2 separate regions of the Homo sapiens genome follow, and region 1 is linked to region 2. Evidence: read pairs that join two places in POLR2A ChIA-PET (ENCODE). Cell type or tissue: PC-3. All regions are shown on one strand. Links, peaks and the distances in the headings refer to the core of each region. The heading gives the core; the rest is flanking DNA. Region 1 overlaps ABCA13 (ATP binding cassette subfamily A member 13). Region 2 has its middle 13 kb from the start of LINC01447.

Region 1 (2,810 bases), core at 308-2,807, 580 kb after region 2:
TACTGCAACTCCACTGCCTTCAAAACCAGCAGAACACCAGGGCTTATCTAAGGACTGCAGTTCTTGTGGCCTGCCTGCCACTCAAATTTATTTGGGATCTCAAACCACTTTATCAGCCTGTAGTGAGGCCAGCCAGGACTTGGATACCTCTTGCTGTGGCACAGGATGCTCATCTGGCTCAGGGCTGGTCTAAATGCTCCCTCTGTGGGCACCAGTAGAATTCTGCCCTTTGTTGCATTCTATTGTGATAGGGCAGCACTGAGTTTCAGTACAAAGATTCACACTTAGTTTGCTCTCCCTCCCTCAAGCACACAGAATCTTTCTCCATGCTGCACTGCCTGGGATTGAGTGAGGAGAGGTAGGCAACGCAAGACTGTCCTTTCTATCTTCTTCAGTGCCTCTTTCCATCTTAAATGTTATGAACATTAAAAAATAAATCTGTGTGTGGACAAATATTTTAATTTTTCTTGGGTTAATACCTAGGAGTAGAATTCTTGGGATAAATGTTTAGTGTATGTTTAGCTATATAGTGTATGTCCAGGCTGTTTGTTCGAAAGTGTTGTGCAATTTTATACTCCCAACATCAATACATAAGAATTCCAGTTGCTCCACATTCTTGCTAACACTTATTATGTTGTTCTCTTTAATTTTAGCCATTATACTGTTGTATTGTGCTTTCTAATTGTAGTTTTAATTTACATTTTCTTGATCAGGAATGATGTTAAGCATCTTTTTATGTGTTTATTGGCCATTTCAATATTTTTTGAGGAAAGTGTCTGTTTAAATATTTTATGCAATTGATTTTTTATTTTTGGTTTTATTGAATTCTTAGAGTTTTTTTACATATACTGGTCACAAGTCTTTAATCATATGTATACATATTATACATGTATTGCAAATATTATTTTCTCATTTGTGCTGTGTCTTTTGAAGAGCAAGGGTTATTTTGATAAAATATAATTTATCACTTTTTTCTATTTTGAGTAGTGCTTTTTGTGTTTTTCTTTAACAAAGAAATATTTGCCTAATATTTTTGAAGATTGTTCAGATTTTTTCCTGTATTTTCTATGTTTAATAATTTTAGCTTTTGTTTATAGGTACAATTTATTTTCAGTTTATTTCTTTCTATGGTGTGATGTAACTTTTGAGGTTTATCTTTTTACATATGTATATACAATTCTAGTAGCATTTGTTGAAAAAGCTATTCTATTTCATTAAAATACATTGGGACCTTTGTTTAAAATCAGTTGATTTGTTAATAGTATGAAGGGCTGTTTTTGGACTCTCAGATCTTGTAGGTTTCATTTCACAACATCAGAATATAGCAAATATTGCAATAAAGTGAGTCACATAAATTTTTTAGTTTTCCATTGCATATAAAAGTTATGTTTACACTATATTGCAGTCTGTTAAGTGTGCAATAGCATTGTCTAAAAAATGTACATAACTTAAATAAAGGAACACTTTATAGCTAAAAAATGCTCATGATCATCTGAGCCTTCAGTGAGTCAATCTTTTTGCTGGTAAAGATCTTGTTTTGTTGCCGATGACTGCTGACTGATCAGGGTGGTGGTTGCTGGAGGTGGAAGTGGCTGTGGCTATTTCTTTAAGTAAGACAGAAATGAAGTTTACTGCATCATTGACTGTTTCTTTCATGAAAGATTTCTCTGTAGCATATGATGCTGTTTTATAGCATTTACTTACAGTGGGACTTCTTTCAAAATGAGAGTCAATCTTCTCAAACTCTGTCACTGACTTACCAACTAACTTTATGTAATATTCTAAATCCTTTGTTATCATTTCAGTAATGTTCACAGCATCTTCACCAGAAGTAGATTCCATCTCAAGAAACCACTTTGCTTGCTTATCCATAAGAAGCAACTCCTCATTCATTAGTTTTATTATGAGATTGCAACAATTCTGTCACATCTTAAGGCTCCACTTCTAATTCTAGTTCTTTTGCTATTTCCATCACATCTGCAGTTACTTTCTCCACTGAAGTCTGGAACCCACTCAAAATCATCCATAAATTTGAATCACTATCTATGACTCTATAGCTTTATGAAATTCATTTCTTAAATAATAAGATTTGAAATTTGAAGTTACTTCTTGCTCCACGTGCTGCAGACTGGATGTTTGTTAGCAGGCTTGAAAACATTAATCTCCTTGTACGTCTTCATTGGAACTCTTGGATAACTGGCTGCATGGTCAATGAGCAGTGATATTTTGAAAACAACATTTTTTTCTGAGCAGTAGGTTTTGACAGTGAGTTTAAAATATACAGTAAAACATGCTGTAAACAGAGGTGCTGCCATCTAAGCTTTGATATTCCATTTATAGAGCACAGAAGCAGTTGATTTAGCATAGTTCTTAAGGGCCCTAGGATTTTTGGAATGGTAAATAAACACTGGCTTCAACTTAAGGTCACCAGCTGTGTTAGCCCCTAACAAGAGAGTCAGCCTGTCCTTTGAGACTTTGAAGGTAGGCATTGACTTCTCCTCTCCGGTTAATGAAAGTCCTAGATAGCATCTTCCAATGCAAGGCTGTTTCATCTGCATTGAAAATCTGTTGTTTAGTGTAGACACTTACACCAATTATTTTAGCTAGATCTTCTGGAGAACTTGCTTCAGCTTCTATATCAATGCTTACATCTTCACCTTGTACTTTTATGTAATGGAGACGGCTTCTTTCCTGAAACCTCATGAACCAACCTCTGCTAACTTCAGACTTTCCTTCTGCAGCTTCCTCACCTCTCTCAGGCTTCATAGAACTAAAGAGAATTAGGACCTTTCTCTGGATTAGACTTTGGC
Region 2 (2,810 bases), core at 53-2,552:
GTGCAGTAGCGCTATCGCGGCTCACTGCAAGCTCCGCCTCCCAGGTTCATGCCATTTTCCTGCTTCAGCCTCCCGATGTCACATACTCTTACAAGACAAAGCTCACAGTGAGGGGGGCAGGAGGGACTTCCACTGCTGGGGTCTGCTTTCCCTGCTTAGCGCCCTCACCTCCTCTTGAGCTTCCAACCTTCCGTCTCAGGCTTGTTCTCTCCAAGATGGTAAAACAGAGCTTTCTGTTTGTTTGTTTGTTTTTGAGACAGAGTCTCACTTTGTCACCCAGGCTGGAGTGCAGTGGCACTATCTTGGCTCACTGCAACCTCCACCTCCCAGATTCAAGTGATTTTCCTGCCTCAGCCTCCCAAGTAGCTGGGATTACAAATGTGCACCACCATGCCCAGCTAATTTTGTATTTTCAGTAGAGACAGGGTTTCACCATGTTGGCCAAGCTGGTCTCGAACTCCTGACCTCAAGTGATCCACCCGCCTTGGCCTCCCAAAGGGCTGGGATTACAGGCTTGAGCCAACACACCCGGCCTGTCTGCTTGTTTTTAACAGACATGTTTGCCTCTTCTTTTTTAAAAAAAGCAACACCACCCCCAACCCCAAATAAATCTCAAGAAAGAAAAAGACCTTGATCAATGACTCTTTTTCCTTTAATTTTAATGGAATGCATAAGGTTTAAAGTCAGAGAGAGGAGGGTTGGAAGCTTGGTCCATCTGGTACTTGCAGTGTAAACTTGGACAGGGAATCTCATCTCTAGTTTCCTCTTCTGTGAAATCGAGATAATCCTACCTTCTTCACAAGGTAACAACACAGATTAAACAAGATGATGAATATAAAATGCTTGGTCCCAGCCCTAGCTCATTGTACACAGCTGCTCCACATAAAGTATTGAAGTTACTATCATTGCTATTAACTCTGACTCTCTCTGGTCCTACAAGTGCTCCTTAAGGAGGCTCCTTTAGGATGACAGGGACTGTGTCCAAGGCTGAAGTTCTGCCTGTCCAAGGCTGGGCTAAGCCACCAGTCTGGTCAGTTCAGTGGGTGGTTACAGGGTTAGGGGCTTTGCTGGGATGAGTAGTCAGTTTACCTAAGTGTGCAATCAGTTCATCTTGCCAGGTCAGACATGCCAGCTACTGCTGAAAGTATGTGTATTTAAAGATTGTCTGAGTCTGCTCCAGCTGCCATAACAAAATACCACAGATGGCTTCAACAACTGAAATTTATTTCTCACAGTTCTGGAGGCCAGAAGTCCAGGACCAGGGTGCCAGCATGGTTGGGTCCTGGTGAGGACTCTCTTCCTGGCCTACAGACGTCCGCCTTCTTACTGTGTCCTCACATGGCTTTTCTTCTTCTGCCCTGGTTGGGAGAGGGGGAGAAAGAGAGAGGGCGGGGAGATCCCTTTCCTCTTTTTCTCCTTGTAATCCTGTGGTGGGTAGTCCCACCCTCTTGACCTCATCTAACCCCAATCACCCCCAAAGGCTCCATCTCCAGACACCATCTCATTCAGGATTAGGGCTTCAGCATGTGAGTTACGAGGGGACCACAAACATTCAATATTGGGTATCCTATTTCCCAAGAACGAATAGTCTTCAGGGGAGTGAGTGTTGAGATAGAATGACTTTTGCTTGGAGGCTCTCTGCCCCTCTTAGGGGGCTGCATGGATTCTCCATGGGCGCTGTTGCCCATGCATCTTCTCTGTGCAGCTTCCTGTGCCTGACTGTTTAGACCTCACCGCAATCCCGCATGTTGGTGCTGTTATGACCCCCCTTCTGCCAGGAGGAGAGCAGCTCAGGGAGAACTGGCGTGCCCAGACGACACAGCTAGGACGGGGCGGGGGCTTAATGGAGCCCAGAGCTCTGCGTGCAAGTCCAGGCTCATCCCCACCTGCTCCTCCACTCCCAGAGAGCCCCAGCCTCTCGTGGTGCGCTGGACGAACCTGTGCTGCTGCAGCTGGTGGCGGGTGTACTTCTGGGCGTGAACTTCACGCTCACTGGGAGCAGCCCATGCACCGGCCCCCTCGGTGCGCTCAGGTCTCAGGTGCCTCCGGGAAAGAGGAGAAGGCAGCTGTCTCTGCGCTGTCCCTGAGCCTGATGCCTGTCTGGAATCCTACTGATGAACTGTGAGGACCAGGCTGGCAGCAGCCAGCTCATTAGGTCTTGTCCTCTGAGAAACGCCTGGCAGAGGGCGGGGCAGCCGGCCAGGAGCAGCGCTGGGAGGAGGGTGTTTGTTTTTGACACAGAAGAGCTGGAGAACACTGCCATTCGTGAGCTGACCTGGAAATGCTGGCGGCCCCTTGGCAAGGGAGCTGAAAAGGGCAGCCCCCTCTGTGGAAGGTGGTCGAGGGGTGGTGCTGGGTTGTCTGAGAAGACATGGGCTGGGCCTAGGTGAGACTGAGCAGAGCGTGGGAGCCCAGGGAAAGGTTCAGGGCCAGGACAGGGAAGGAGGGAGGGGAAGAGGGAGGGAAGACAGGAGAGAGAGGAGAGGGAAGCAGGGGGGAAAGGAGAGATGGGGGAGAAGAGAGGGGAGAAGGAAAGAAGAGGAGGGAGGAAGGAAAGGAGAAGAGGAGTGAAGGAGGGAGAAAGGAGACAGGAGGAGAGGAAGAAGTGAGGGAAGGAGAGAAGGGAGTAGGGAGAAGAGGGGAGAAGGGGAGAAGGGAGGAAAGGGAAGACGGAGGGGAAAAGAGGAAGGGAGGAAGCAGGGGCACCCCAGAAAGGGCCAGACACTCTCCAAAGTTACAGCATCCTCACAGCATGCCCCCTGAGAAGGCAGCATTCATGCCATTTTGTTTAAGTGAAGAAACAGGAATGA

What was found. ChIA-PET counts read pairs that join two places held together with the same protein. Peaks named below come from ENCODE experiments on the same cell type or tissue, not always from the same donor. Only the 100,000 strongest peaks of a DNase experiment are listed, where the experiment ranks them.
Region 1: POLR2A ChIA-PET joins it to region 2 with 13 read pairs; 1 of 35 experiments calls an interaction of 5 or more read pairs at or near these places.

Annotation. Positions count from the first base shown.
Region 1 is chr7:48,211,971-48,214,780 of GRCh38, forward strand. The region is part of intron 3 of ABCA13 (ATP binding cassette subfamily A member 13); the gene reads left to right. Among named protein-coding and RNA genes, the nearest start is that of ABCA13, 42 kb to the left of the region's middle. In PC-3, for the core only: no CTCF peak of the experiment used is centred there; a DNase peak (open chromatin) is centred at 1,511; H3K27ac peaks cover 1,968 bases.
Region 2 is chr7:47,633,296-47,636,105 of GRCh38, forward strand. No RefSeq gene overlaps it. Among named protein-coding and RNA genes, the nearest start is that of LINC01447, 13 kb to the left of the region's middle. RefSeq lists an enhancer at 1,380-2,091. In PC-3, for the core only: no CTCF peak of the experiment used is centred there; DNase peaks (open chromatin) are centred at 1,096 and 2,176; H3K4me3 peaks cover 753 bases; H3K27ac peaks cover 334 bases.